3 separate regions of the Homo sapiens genome follow, and all the other regions are linked to region 3. The links are chromatin contacts, found by Hi-C or POLR2A ChIA-PET in ENCODE. All regions are on one chromosome and are shown on one strand. The core of a region is the stretch at or near the end of the contact, and the rest is flanking DNA. Distances in the headings are between cores, read along the strand shown.

Evidence for each region. A loop is a pair of places that touch in the nucleus more often than their neighbours do. ChIA-PET counts read pairs that join two places held with the same protein, here RNA polymerase II (POLR2A). Pooled maps may share reads with other maps.
Region 1: a map with no recorded cell type shows a loop between it and region 3 (9-fold over the local background). The contact joins the promoter of ASPHD2 here to the enhancer-like site in region 3. A Hi-C loop is called at or near these places in 1 of 37 single-sample maps with no recorded cell type and 2 of 50 pooled maps. POLR2A ChIA-PET finds 5 or more read pairs at or near these places in 3 of 52 experiments (OCI-LY7, activated CD8-positive, alpha-beta memory T cell and activated T-cell).
Region 2: a loop to region 3 is called in a map with no recorded cell type, with 4 times the contacts of the local background. The contact joins the promoter of MIAT here to the enhancer-like site in region 3. A Hi-C loop is called at or near these places in 2 of 168 maps with a recorded cell type or tissue (natural killer cell and vagina), 2 of 37 single-sample maps with no recorded cell type and 8 of 50 pooled maps. POLR2A ChIA-PET finds 5 or more read pairs at or near these places in 13 of 52 experiments (AG04450, GM12878, H1 and 8 more).

Annotation. Positions count from the first base shown.
Region 1 is chr22:26,426,637-26,430,676 of GRCh38, forward strand. It overlaps ASPHD2 (aspartate beta-hydroxylase domain containing 2), which reads left to right and starts at 2,624. Exons shown (of 4, transcript NM_020437.5): 1 at 2,624-2,850. RefSeq lists silencers at 2,465-2,594, 2,715-2,774.
Region 2 is chr22:26,655,032-26,659,151 of GRCh38, forward strand. It overlaps MIAT (myocardial infarction associated transcript), which reads left to right and starts at 2,557. Exons shown (of 5, transcript NR_033320.3): 1 at 2,557-2,623. RefSeq lists a silencer at 2,331-2,380 and an enhancer at 2,571-2,620.
Region 3 is chr22:26,533,340-26,538,046 of GRCh38, forward strand. It overlaps TPST2 (tyrosylprotein sulfotransferase 2), which reads right to left. Exons shown (of 7, transcript NM_003595.5): 4 at 2,949-3,147. Among named protein-coding and RNA genes, the nearest start is that of MIR548J, 20 kb to the right of the region's middle. Within about 2 kb of position 2,917, at least 6 of the 41 ENCODE cell types and tissues checked have a DNase peak (open chromatin) inside an H3K27ac peak, as active enhancers do; they include GM12878 and OCI-LY7, where a contact is called at or near this core.

The DNA of each region.
Region 1 (4,040 bases), core at 1,374-3,873, 110 kb before region 3:
TCATAATACAGTACAGATAAGATGGTGCAGGAATGGAACACATATTTACAATATAAAAATATCTTTTTTTTTTCAAACCTGCCAGGATAATGCTGTGATAGAATGTATGACTGCCTTTGGAGAATTCTAAGTTTGAGCAACTTTCTGAATGTGAGATGAGTCAAATACCCCCCACTCCATTTTCTCCACCCCACCCAGGCTCAACCACTCTTAGGCTGACAGTGAAGACAGACATCCCATTTAATGTTTCTAAATCTGATGCCTGTGTTGATTATCCACACTTTGAGCAAATCTGTGCATATTATGGTTTCCCAATGCAAGTGTTTTGGTTTATTTTAGTAGAATAAAAGAGAAAAAACATTCTTCCTCTTTTGGAGTTGAGAAAAGGAGAGAAATGACAGAGATGAAGAAGAGTCTAAGACATGGAAGAGGTGTATTCTGGGACATGGGAGAGGTGTACTCTGGGACATGGAAGAAGTGGGTTCTGGGACATGACAAACTGGGTTCTGGAACAGGGAGGAGGTGGATTTTAGGCTATCACAGTAGAGGCAGATTCTTAGGTCAGGGACCAGGTGGATTTTGGGACAGAGATGAGAGGTGGGTTCTGGGACATGGTGGAGGTGGGCTCTGGGACAGGGAGGAGGTACATTCTGGAACAGGGTGAAGGTGGCTTCTGGAACAGGGAGGAGGTGGGTACTGGGACAGGGTGGAGGTGGGTCTTGGAACAGGGAGGAGGTGAGTTCTGGAACAGGGTGGAAGTGAGTTCTGGAACAGAGAGGGGGTGGGTCCTGGAACAGGGAGGAGGTGGGTTCTGGCACAGGGTGGAGGTGGGTCCTGGGACAGGGAGGAGGTGGGTCCTGGGACAGGGAGGAGGTGAGTTCTGGAACAGGGTGGAGGTGAGTTCTGGAACAGAGAGGGGGTGGGTCCTGGAACAGGGAGGAGGTGGGTTCTGGCACAGGGTGGAGGTGGGTCCTGGGACAGGGAGGAGGTGGGTCCTGGGACAGGGAGGAGGTGAGTTCTGGAACAGGGTGGAGGTGAGTTCTGGAACAGAGAGGGGGTGGGTCCTGGAACAGGGAGGAGGTGGGTTCTGGCACAGGGTGGAGGTGGGTCCTGGGACAGGGAGGAGGTGGGTCCTGGGACAGGGAGGAAGTGCGTTCTGGAAGAGGGAGGAGGTGCGTTCTGGAAGAGGGAGGAGGTGGGTTCTGGAAGAGGGAGGAGGTGGGTTCTAGAAGAGAGAGGAGGTGGGTTCTGTAGCAGGAAGGAGGTAGGTTCTGGCACAGGGTGAAGGTGGGTCCTGGGACAGGGAGTAGGTGGGTTCTGGAACAGGAAGGAGGTATGTTCTGGAACAGGGTGAAGGTGGCTTCTGGAATAGGGAGGAGGTGGGCTCTGGGACAGGGTGGAGGTGGGTCCTGGGACAGGGAGGAGGTGGGTCCTGGGACAGGGTGGAAGTGGGTCCTGGGACAGAAAGAAGGTAGGTTCTGGAAGAGGGAGGAGGTGGGCTCTGGAAGAGGGAGGAGGTGGGTTCTGGAAGAGGGAGGAGGTGGGTTCTGTAACAGGAAGGAGGTGAGTTCTGGCACAGGGTGGAGGTGGGTCCTGGGACAGGGAGGGAGGTGGGTTCTGGAACAGGAAGGAGGTACGTTCTGGAACAGGGTGAAGGTGGCTTCTGGAATAGGGATGAGAAATGGATTCTGGGACAGACATGAGGTGGCTTCTGGGCCATGTTAGAGATAAATTCTGGGACACAAGAGAGGTGGGTCTGGGACAGAGACAGATGGATTGTGGGCGGGCCATCCTACTCTATGCTCCCAGAACCCACCCATGCAGTTTCCCTGGCGCCCCTAACACATCCCGTAGCCACTGTTAGTCTCCCCCAGGTCTTAGCTCAAACGTCACCTCCTCCAAGCAGCCTCCTTGGGGCCTCCATTCGCAGCTCATCAGTCCCCTGGTCAGACAACCGTCCTGCCTGTACTTCCCCTCCTAAACCCTACCCGGGGGTGAGGGTCCCCTCCCGCTAGACGGTGGCTCACTGAGGGCAGGGCGGGCCTGAGCGCTCACCGCGCACGCTCAGCGCAGCTGGCAGGGACGGGGACCCAGGCTGGCCCATCATTACTGTACTGAGCGAATGAGTTTTCCATGAGACTAAGAATCTGGTTTGATTTGCGGTTCCATTCCAAGTGCCTGAGGGCCTCAGAAGTCCGTGTTGAGTCCATCAATAAAGGAAAGAAGGCGTTAGGGCGAGAGGAAGTGAGGTGGGGGGGAAGTGAAAGAGAATGAAAAGGAGGAAATGGAGACGAGGGCGACTCAGAGAGGAACAGAGAGACAGAGGGAGGGAGAACTGAGAAAGACACAGAGCGAAAAACGAAAGAGCGAAGGAAGCGACGCGAGCCTTTCTTAATGAATGACTGCACGCCCGTCGCCGCCTGCGCGCAACCTCGGGCTGGGCGGGCGCTGCGTCTCGGGGCGCACTGCCAGGACCCTCCGGAGCGGCGGCGGGCGCGGCCTCGGGTCGCCTCCCGCACTGCGAGCGCAGGTGCCGGGTGCAGGGGGGTCCCCGGCCCCGCCCCGCAGGCCCCGCCCCCCCGTACCCCCTCCCCCGGCGGCCCAGCGCGCGCGGCATTGTGGGAGTTGTGGTCTTCGCGGCCCCGCGGAGCGCAGCGCGGCGTCGGCACCGGCAGGGGCACCGGCGCGGCTTAGGCTCGGGCTCGGGCTCCGGCTCGGGCTCCCGCGGCGTGGGCTGGGCAGCAGCCAGGCGGCGGCTCCGCGGCGCCGGGCAGGGGCCGTCCGCGGGTCCGCGCCCTCGGGCGGCGGCGTCTCCTGGGTCCCGGCAGCCGTCCGCGCGCCCGGGCGCAGGTAAGCTTCGTCTCCGGGGGCTGCCGGGGCGGGAGGGCGGCGCGGCTGGGCCGACCCCAGGACAGGGGTTGGAGGCGGGAGCCCGGCAGCTGCAGGCCCACGGCCCTCCCTTACCGGCGCCGCCGCCGCCGCCGCCCCCGCCGAGGATGCTCCGGGACCCGGGCGCCCGCATCCCGGCCCGGCCGAGGCCAGTGCTCGTACGTGCTAAGCGCCGCCGCCTCGGAGCCGGGCATCACCCTCCCTAGACCTCCTCCTACTCCTCTTCCCTGCCCCATCGTGGTCCCTTCCTCCATCTCCCTTCTCCCCTGTGACCCCTCTTTCCTCACCTCCTGTCCCCTCCCCCAGCCCTCAGCATCACCCACTTCCCATATTTCACGTGGTGACCCTCCTCCCCTGTCCCACGAATTATGAGGCGCCATAAACCTCCTTCCACAATCTTGAGCTGATCGTCCACTTTTCCGGGCAACACTCACCTTTCCATCGTCCCATCCCCCTCCTCCCCTGACCTCCTGGTGGTCACCATCTGTGCTAACCCATCTTCAGCCCTCCCCTCTTTCCCACTCTCCAGGGCAGGTGGGTGCTGAGAAGCTGGCCAAGAGAGGGAAGGTCCCCAGGTCTGCACCGGGAAGGGCTGGCCCCACGGCATCTCTCTGGCTCCTGAGTGGAGAGGGTGACAGGCATCACACACCTTGCCCAGTGCTGCTCACTGGGGGGCTTCCAGGGTGACTTGGCCTCATCCTGAGGGTGAGCAGACACTCTTTGGCATTAGGCAGCCTCTGGGAATGGACATCTGAACTAGGCTGACCAGGTCAGGCCTGACACCGGCTCTCCCAGGTGTTCATGGTGTGAGAAGTTGTCTTGGATTGGACTTGCTCTCCAACTGGCCATGGATTTGGACTCAATTCCCCAGAGCCAACTGAGCTGGAAGATCTGGGGTTGCTTATTATTAAAGTGCAGAGCTGCAATGAGATGTCCCCATCCCTGATGAGGACAGAAATAACACAGATGACAATGAACAGATGTGCGAAGGAAGCTGGAAGCTACTGTGGTCACTGGGCAAGGAGCTGTCGGGGGAGAGAGTCTCTCCTCTCCCCACTGGGTAGATGGGGAGTTGTCACTAGGTAGCTGTGAGGATCAAATGTTTGAAGCAGTGCTTAATAAACTGCCAGTCACTCTGCAAATGTGTTTCT
Region 2 (4,120 bases), core at 1,307-3,806, 120 kb after region 3:
CTTTTGTGATTACATTGGTCCCACCCTGATAGTGGGCTGCATACTCTGGGCAATGCTGTGACCACACACTGCCTTGCCTTTTCTCTAACTCTTTCACATGGGTCTTACCACCCTGGCAGGACTGTTAACTCTGTCAGGGTAGGAGGCTGTGTCTAAAGCCTCCTTGGGACTCTCAAGCTTCCTGCAATGGTCTTGGGCTGGGCACATTGGAAATGTTTTATAGGTTTGTTGAATTGGGTTTGTATTTTCTGAAGACCAGGGCTGGTCCCAGCAACAGATGTGTAGTCCAGAGAAAGCTGGGGAAGTTGGAATCTAAAAGGACAGGCTTAAATCTACCTGAGTGCCTTACGGTGTCTGTGGGCAGCTCTCATTGCCTCTCTGAGCCTCTTTATGTGAGCGATGAAGATGATAAACAATATTCACAGAAATGTGACAAAAGAGATGTTGTAGTTTAATAATATAAATATGTCGTGAGCCCTTACTAGGTGCCAGCAACTGTGCTAATCACACTTCCTTCATTTAGCCTGATGATGTGGATTCCATTATTATCTCTACTTTATGGACAAGTAACTGAGGAAGGGTGTGGAGCTTGCCTAAGGTCACATTTGGTCAGAGGCATGGGCAGAACTGAAATGTAAACCCGGAATAGTCTGGTTCTGAAGGTCGCTGGAATGTTCTAGCACAGTGGTTCTCCAGCTTGAGTGTGCATCAGAATTCCTTGGTGGGCTTACTGAAACATAGATGTCTGGGCCTTCCTTTCTTTCCCCAGGGCTCACTGCAGCTGGGACTACAGGCACACACCGCCAGGCCTGGCTAATTTTTTTGTATTTTTTGTGGAAATAAGGTTTCGCTTTGTTGCCCAGGCTGGTCTGGAACTCCTGGGCTCAAGCAAGCTTGTCCCCCAGGCTTCCCAAAGTTCTGGGGTTACAGGCAGGCGTGAGCCACCACACCCAGCCTGAATTGTATTTTTCTTTTCTTTTCTTTTCTTTTTTTTTTTCAGATGGAGTTTCGCTCTTGTTGCCCAGGCTGGAGTGCAATGGTATGATCTCGACTCACCGCAACCTCTGCCTACCCGGTTCAAGCGATTCTCCTGCATCACCCTCCAGAGTAGCTGGTATTACAGGCATGTGCCACCACGCTTGGCTAATTTTGTAGTTTTAGTAGAGACGGGGTTTCTCCATGTTGGTCAGGCTGGTCTCGAACTCCTGACTTCAGGTGATCTGTCTGCCTCGGCCTCCCAAAGTGCTGGGATTACAGGTGTGAGCCAGCCACCGTGCCCGGCCTCTTTTCTTTTTCTTTTTTTTTTTTTTGAGATGGGGTCTGGCTCTTGTCACCCGGGCTAGAGTACAGTGGCGCGACCTCGGCTCACTGCAACCTCCGCCTCCCGGGTTCGAGTGATTCTAGTGCCTCAGCCTCACGAGTAGCTGGGATTACAGGCACCCGCCACCACACCCGGCTAATTTTTTAGTAGAGATGGGGTTTCACCATGTTGGCCAGGCTGGTCTTGAACTCTTGACCTCAGGTGATCCACCCGCCTTGGCCTCCCAAAGTGCTGGGATTACAGGGGTGAGCCGCCGCGCCTGGCCTCGAATTGGATTTCTAACACGTTCTCAAGCAATGTGGATGCTGCAACTCTAGAACCACTACTTCAGGACCACTTCCTAGCATCCCTACTCTAGAAAATAGTAGGTACTAAGAAGAGGGCAGTTAAATAAAAGACTAATCCGGGCGCGGTGGCTCGCGCCTGTAGTCCCAGCTACTCCGAAGGCTGAGGCGGGGGCAGGAGGACTGCTTGAACCCAGGAGTTCGGGGGGGTGCGGTGAGCTATGATTGTGCCGCTGCACTTCAGCCGGGGTGACAGAGTGAGGTCCCATCTCTAAAACAATAAGAATAAATAATAATAAAAAATTCAAGATTAAACCTATAAATGTTGTTAGGCCAAATGCTGTACACGCATGAAGTTAACAGTTATGGGTTCAAATCTGGACTCCACCATAACCATGTGCATAAAGAGGCATACACCCGAGGTCTTCCTGGTTAAGCCCTTGGCGCTATGCCAGAACAAGCGTCTTCTGTCCTCTTACTCCGGGGTTCAGGCTTCTGCGCCCCTGGTCCGCGGTCGCGCGCAGCCCCCGCGCCTCTCCAGCCCTGAGCTCTCTGCGGCCTAATGTGGACGGGCAAGCGTTGCCATGACAGCGCCGCGGGTGGGGATGCGGGAGGCTGAGCGCACCGGCCAGCTAGCCCCTTTGTGCGGCGGGGGCTGCGGAGTGCTCCCTCCAAGACCGGTTGCACCCCGCTTTCCTGGCCAGGACTCTGGGCGCGGGTAAGGAGGGGTTGGGTGTGAGGTTGTAGGGGCGCAAGGAGGCGGGAGGAGGGTGGAGGTGAGGGCCGGGGGTGGGGCGCCTCCGCCCGCCAGCCGCTCCCGCATTAAAATTTCATGGGCGCTGCAGCAGCTACAAAGACGACGCCGGCTGCGCTCGCGGGACCAGAGGGAGGGAGGCTGCGGACGAGTGCGGGGAGGAGTTTGAGATGGGAGGCGCTTGCAGGGGCTCCCCCAGTTCTGCGCTGTGAGCCGGGGCACAAAGAGCCCTCTGCACTAGCGCCGCAGGACCGCGGACCCGAGGTAAGACGTCGCCCCATCCTAGAAGCCTTCCTTCCCAAGTGTCCTTGTCCCCTAACGGGGAACAGCCTAATTCCCCAAGGCTGGGGTCGAGGGTAGGTCCCAGAGTCCCAGGGCTGGGTTCAGGGATGCAACGCCGCCTGAAGTGTCCCGCATTGGATGGATGAAGAGGCTTTACAGCCTGTAATTCTCAAACACAGCCAAGACTCTGGCTGGGATGGGGGGTGAGGTCAGGCAAGGGGAGGATGCTTTAGGAGTCCAGTGCGAATGGGGATCTTGCAATCATGATTATGAGGGGGAACAAAGACCCTTTCCTTCCGACGACACAAGACACAATTTGGGAGGTGGACCCGCGGACCTTCTCGGTCCACCAGGTTAGCAATTAACTGGCCAAGCCACGGGCAGAGCCAGAGGGTCTCGGAACTGGAGGTGGGGGTGGGGCGGTGGGGCAGGGTCCTTGAGCTCCCCTTCCCTCATACTCAGCCCGCCCCCGACCCAACCCCCCGAGCCTGCCATTCCTTCACTTCCCAGATGTCCGGCGTCAAATTTGGCTCCAAAAGGATGGAGAGGGCTGGTAGGTAACCCACCCTCGTTGAAAACAACAGTGACATCAGTTTATGGAGAGGTTACTCTACGCAGGGACGTGCTTGGTGCTTTGCAAGCGTTATCACAACAGTCCCACGAGGTGGTAAGAAACAACCCCATTTTAAAGATGAAGAAATGGAGATTCAGAGAGGGTTATCGACACCTCCAAGGTCACACAGCCAGTGATTGTGAATCCAGATATGTAGGACTCTAAAGCCCATGTTGCATCTCCTAAAGGGTCTGAGGAGATCCCGCAACCCACCAGCTCGATTCTCTCTACCTCTCCTCGGCTCCAGGACACTCCCTGGAGAGGCTGGGGATTTGGGAAGAAAGGGGCCAGACCTTTCCCCTCTTCCAGCGGAGGGCCCTGGGGTAGAGAAATTGTTTCTGGGATTGTGCAGGAGGAGGCCTGGGGGGCGCGCCCTGGATTCCCCACCCTCATCCCAGGCTCCGGATCCGAGGCTGCCCGGCGCCTGGGATTGTTGGCGCGCACACCCCACTGCAGTGCCGCCGCGGGGAAAACGCCCCCACCTGCTGCGGCGGGAGGGGAGGAAGTATGAGAGGGAGGACTGCGAGAGAACTTGAGGGAACGGCTTTGTTTTTTCTCGGGGCCAGGCTGGGACTGAGCACGACTCAAAGCAAAACACTTGCTCTGGACTCAGTGCTTTGCAAAGCGCATTCCCATTTGGGAGCATCTGGGAGCCCCGCGATGGCCCAGGGAGGGAGGCGGGGGTAGACGCAGGGCAGGGATGAGTAATTCCACTTGACAGACAGGGAAACCTGAGGACGGTGGTTCTCAGACTTTAGGGGCGTTGCTTCCAGTAAGCAGATGTCTGAGCCACGTGGCAAGGAGGATGAGTCAGCAGGTTTGGGGTGGGGCTGGGTATCTGATGTTTACTCAGACCTCCTCATCCT
Region 3 (4,707 bases), core at 1,667-4,166:
AGCCCGGGAGGTTGAGGCTGCAGTGAAGTATGATCACATCACTCCACTCTAGCCTGAGTGACAGAGCGAGACCCTGTCTCTAAGAAAGTGAATAAATAAAAATAAAAAGGGCCTCTTGAAATAGATAACCTTTGAGCTGAGACCCAAACGACAAGGAAAAATAGGTAGGCTAAGCTCAGAAGAAAAAGCACTCCAGGCAGAGGCAACAGAGCAAAGGCCCTGAAGTTAGAACCACAACATTTCAGGCCTTTCCGCTAGTAGTCACATTTTAAAATAAAATGAAACAAGGGAGATTAATTCTAACAATATCTTTTATTTAACCTGATATAGCTAATTTTTTTTTTTTTCTATTGAGACATGGTCTCACTCCCATAGCCCAAGCTGGAGTGCAGTGGTGCGATCACGGCTCACTGCAGCCTCCACTTCCCAGCCTCAGGTGATTCTCCCACCTCAGCCTTCTGAGTAGCTGGGACTATAGGCACGTGCCACCATGCCTGGCTAATATTCAATATTTTTAGTAGAGATGAGGTTTCACCATGTTACCCAGGCTGGTCTCAAACTCCTAGGCTAAGCAGTCTGCCTGCCTTGGCCTCCAAAAGTGCTAGGATTATAGACATGAGCCATCATGTCCAGCCTATGTAAAATATTAACATTTCAATATGTAATTTATATAAAAGTGACTAATAAGAAACGTTACATACTTTTTTGTCCTAAGCCTTCAAAATCTAGTGTGTATTTTACACCTAACAGGACCTCTCACTTTGGACTAGCCTCCTGTTACAGAATCAGGGGCCACACATGGCTAGTGGCTACCGTATGGGACACTGCAGGCAGAGACGATTTCATCAGCATAGATGTCCTTTTAGCCACTGTGTTTACTGAGCCCCAGGATCCATTATTGGAACACACAGGGTCCACAGCACTCACAGAAGCACACAGGCATGCATGCAAACTCACAGGGCTTAGTGAGAGGACTTTTCTTTGCAGTAACAGCCAAGCTATGGCAAAAACTAAACCAGGGATCTAGCACTTGCCAAGACTTGTTGACCGCCCCAGGGAAGAAATCTCTTTGGATGAAAATGAGAGACAGCTTCCATTTTAAATAAACAAACACAAAAAGCTCCAAAGAGTTGATGTTAACCACCAGTGCTCATGAAAATTATTTGTGTTTTATAAAATACATAAAGTCAGGCTTTACTCCAGGAACGTCCGACCCATAGCCTGGGGCAAGCCAGGGGCAGCGAGCCACCTTTTAAGGAGACCCCAGAGGAGCCACTGCTGGGCCCTTGGCTGAGAACAGTGAAGTAAGCAACATCCAGCCCACTACTGCAGTGTCCCCAGCCGGCCCTCGCCTCTGCTTCTGAGAAGCACCTGGGGCTGGATTGTGAGATCACTACCATCTTTTTAATCCAGTTAATTAATTTTTTATTTTGATAATACATGTACAACCCACAGGCAGATAAAAGTATGTAAAACACATAAGTAGGGTTTAAAGATTACTATTATTAAAGAATAATAAAATAAAAATTAATAATATTTATAATAAAAATAACAAACCACATCTGGGTTGCAGCCATTCACCTGTCAATGTCGGCTGGTATGTACGTTGAATCTCTGAGTATTTCCATAAATAGATGTCTGCAAAATCAACTAATGTCAAGAGGAAGAGGAACTCACGAGACCCACAGACAAAGCTTACACTTCAATTACAAGGGCACAGCCCCCAAAGCTCAGCGTTAGTAAATTCTCTTTGTTAAAGAGAGATCAGTGAGTGCTAGAGAGGTGGTAATGACTTTTTAGCACCAAATGGAAACTTTCTTCTTGAGCCAACTGAAGAGTTACGGAACTAAGAGACGATTAACTTTTTTCCGTTGTGATTCAATACGATAACTGTTTATTTCCTAAAATCAGCACACGCTCAGAAATGCTGAGCTTAGCTTAAATTAAAGACTCTGGGTCTTAATGAAGTAAGGGCTGTGAAAGCTCTTCCTCAGGCCTGGGTCCCATTTTCAAATATTTGCCTATAAGGAAGTTAGAACACAGCACTTAAAGTAAACTAGAAGCTGTAATGGAAACGTATAAATAAGGCCATCAACTTGTTAACTGTTCTTTTACCCAGTGGGTGTTAGCCTACTTTAACACTTCAAAAGCATTTTGTCAGTCACTGGAGGCTCACACCTGTAATCTCAGCACTTTGGGAAGAGTGAAGCAGGGGCATCCCTTACGGCCAGGAGTTCTAGACCAGCCTGGGCAACGTAGCGAGACCCCGCCTTTATAAAAATTAAAATTAGCTGTGCATGGTGGCGTGCACCTGCAGTCCTAGCTACTCAGGAGCCTGGGGTGAGAGGATGGCTTAAGCCGAGAAGTATCAGGCTGCAGTAGCTATGACTGCACCAGTGCACCCAGCTTGGGCAACAGAGCAAGACCATGCCTCAAACAAAACAGTACAAAACAAAAAAGTCATTTCCCTTCACCATCTTAACTAAGGAGAATTTTAAGCATAATTTAAACAGCCCTAAACTCACATTTGTCTGAGAAATCCACATTAAACCTTATAAGACAAGAAAGGGACCAATAGTTTATTTATTTATACCCCCTCTCAACAAAGACTTGAGGTGCCTTACAAACAGATAAACAAATAGCCAGGGAAATAGGGGTAAAAATGTAAATAAAATTAGAGAAATAAGATGAAATTAGTGTACAAGCTGGCCTGCTGTTAGATGTTAGAGTATGAGAGACAGGCTACCAGTTGGCTTTGAGCTTCCCTGCAGCCCAAGCAAAATGGAAATACAAGCAATCATGTAGTTCACTGTGTCCATCAGACAGGAACAAATCAGATGACCAGGAATTGAGAGACTGAACATTTCCTCAGGTGGCTGGAGTTTCCACATCTGCAGAAGCCCCATATCCCCAAGAGTACACTTCCACAAGTACAGGTGCACACTCACCCGCTGTGTGTTGTTGATGACGAAGGGGTCAGGGTTGCCATAGTTGGGGGGGTTTGCATAAGGGTCATAGCCGAGCTGAGCCAGCATGGGGGCGATCTGGGCCATGTCCCGCACCACATCCCCAGGGATGTGGCCAGTCCACTTGGAGAGCGCTTCCAGGTTAACAGGCTTGATGACCTGGTCCGTGGACCGCTCGATCCTGGGGAGAGAGGAGACGCTGGAGAGGGTAGGGCAGACCCAGATGGCGCCTGAGCGGATTCCCTGCTCAGCCACTCTGGGGCAGCAGGAAAGACTGGAGAAACCTGGCCTCCACCCAGCTCTGCCCCATCAACTGTGAGATGGCAGGTGAGTCATTTTTGCCTCCTCATACCTCCTTTGTACAATGGGAACACAGCATGCAGTGAGAAGTCAGAAGAAAGTACTAGCAGTATACACCATTGGTACATACATTCTGCTTTCTTCTCCAGCTTAAAAAATAACAACAGTTTAGGTCAGGCACAGTGGCTCACACCTGTAATCCCAGCACTTCAGAAAGCCAAGGCAGAAGGATCACTTGAGCTCAGGAGTTTGACACCAACTTGGGCAACATGGTGAAACCCCATTACAAAAATAAGCTGGGCATGGTAACAAGCGCCTGTAGTCCCAGCAGCTGCGCAGGAGGCTGAGATGGGAGAATTGCTTGAGCCCGGGAGGTTGAAGAAGCAGTGAGCCTGAGCTGTGATTGCACCACTGCACTCCAGACTGGGCAACAGAGCAAGACCCTGTCTCAAAAAAAAAAGAAACACTTTTTAATGTGTATGACTAACATGAATATTTTGTCCCTAAAAAAAGTTATAAAACACTAATGATAAAGCTGAAAGCCACTGTGTTCATCACTGCCAGCCCATCGGCTTCCTACAGGCACTCAGTCTTTGCACTGTGGAGCACACCACCTTCTCTAACCTTTTCTTGTAGAGTAGTTAAGAGCAAACCAGGGAGCCAGATTGCCTGGGTTCAGACGCCAGCTGTTCCCCAGCTGTGTGGCCTTGGGAAAGTTACTTCACCTCTCTGGGCCTCAGTTTCCTCTTCTGTAATTGGCAATGATAGTAGTACCTACCTCACTGGGGTTGTCTGAAGAGTAAATGAGTTAATACAAAGAAAGTGCTTAGAAGAGCGTAGGCACATTGTAAGTTTTTTCTTTTTGGAGATGGAGTCTCACTCTGTTGCCCAGGCTGGAGTGCAGTGGCACAATCTTGGCTCACTGCAACCTCCACCTCCTGGGTTCAAACGATTCTCATGCCTCAGCCTCCCAAGTAGCTGGAACTACAGGCATGTACCACCACGCCCAGCTAATTTTTGTATTTTTAGAAGAGACGGGGTTTCACCATGTTGGCCAGGCTGGTCTCGAACTCCTGACCTCAAGTGATCTGCCCGCCTCGGCCTCCCAAAGTGCTGGGATTCCAGACATAAGCCACTGTGCCTGGCCAACACATTGTAAATTTTTAATAAGGGTTAGCATGCTCTCTCTCCTGTGCACACGCTCTCTCTCTCACACACACACACAAACGCGCGTCTGCAGCTGTAAAACAAATACGCTAGTTTTTTTTCCCCACTCAATACCTCACTCTTTTTGCCAGCTATGTAGCCTTCCTCCATCACTTATTTTTCCATTCCCCTGAAGACAGACATTTAGGTTGTTTCCAACTTTTCACAGCTACCATGGAATAACCATCATCTTCAACCTGCTTCCTAACTCTCCCTGTAACAGGCTTCCCAAGCC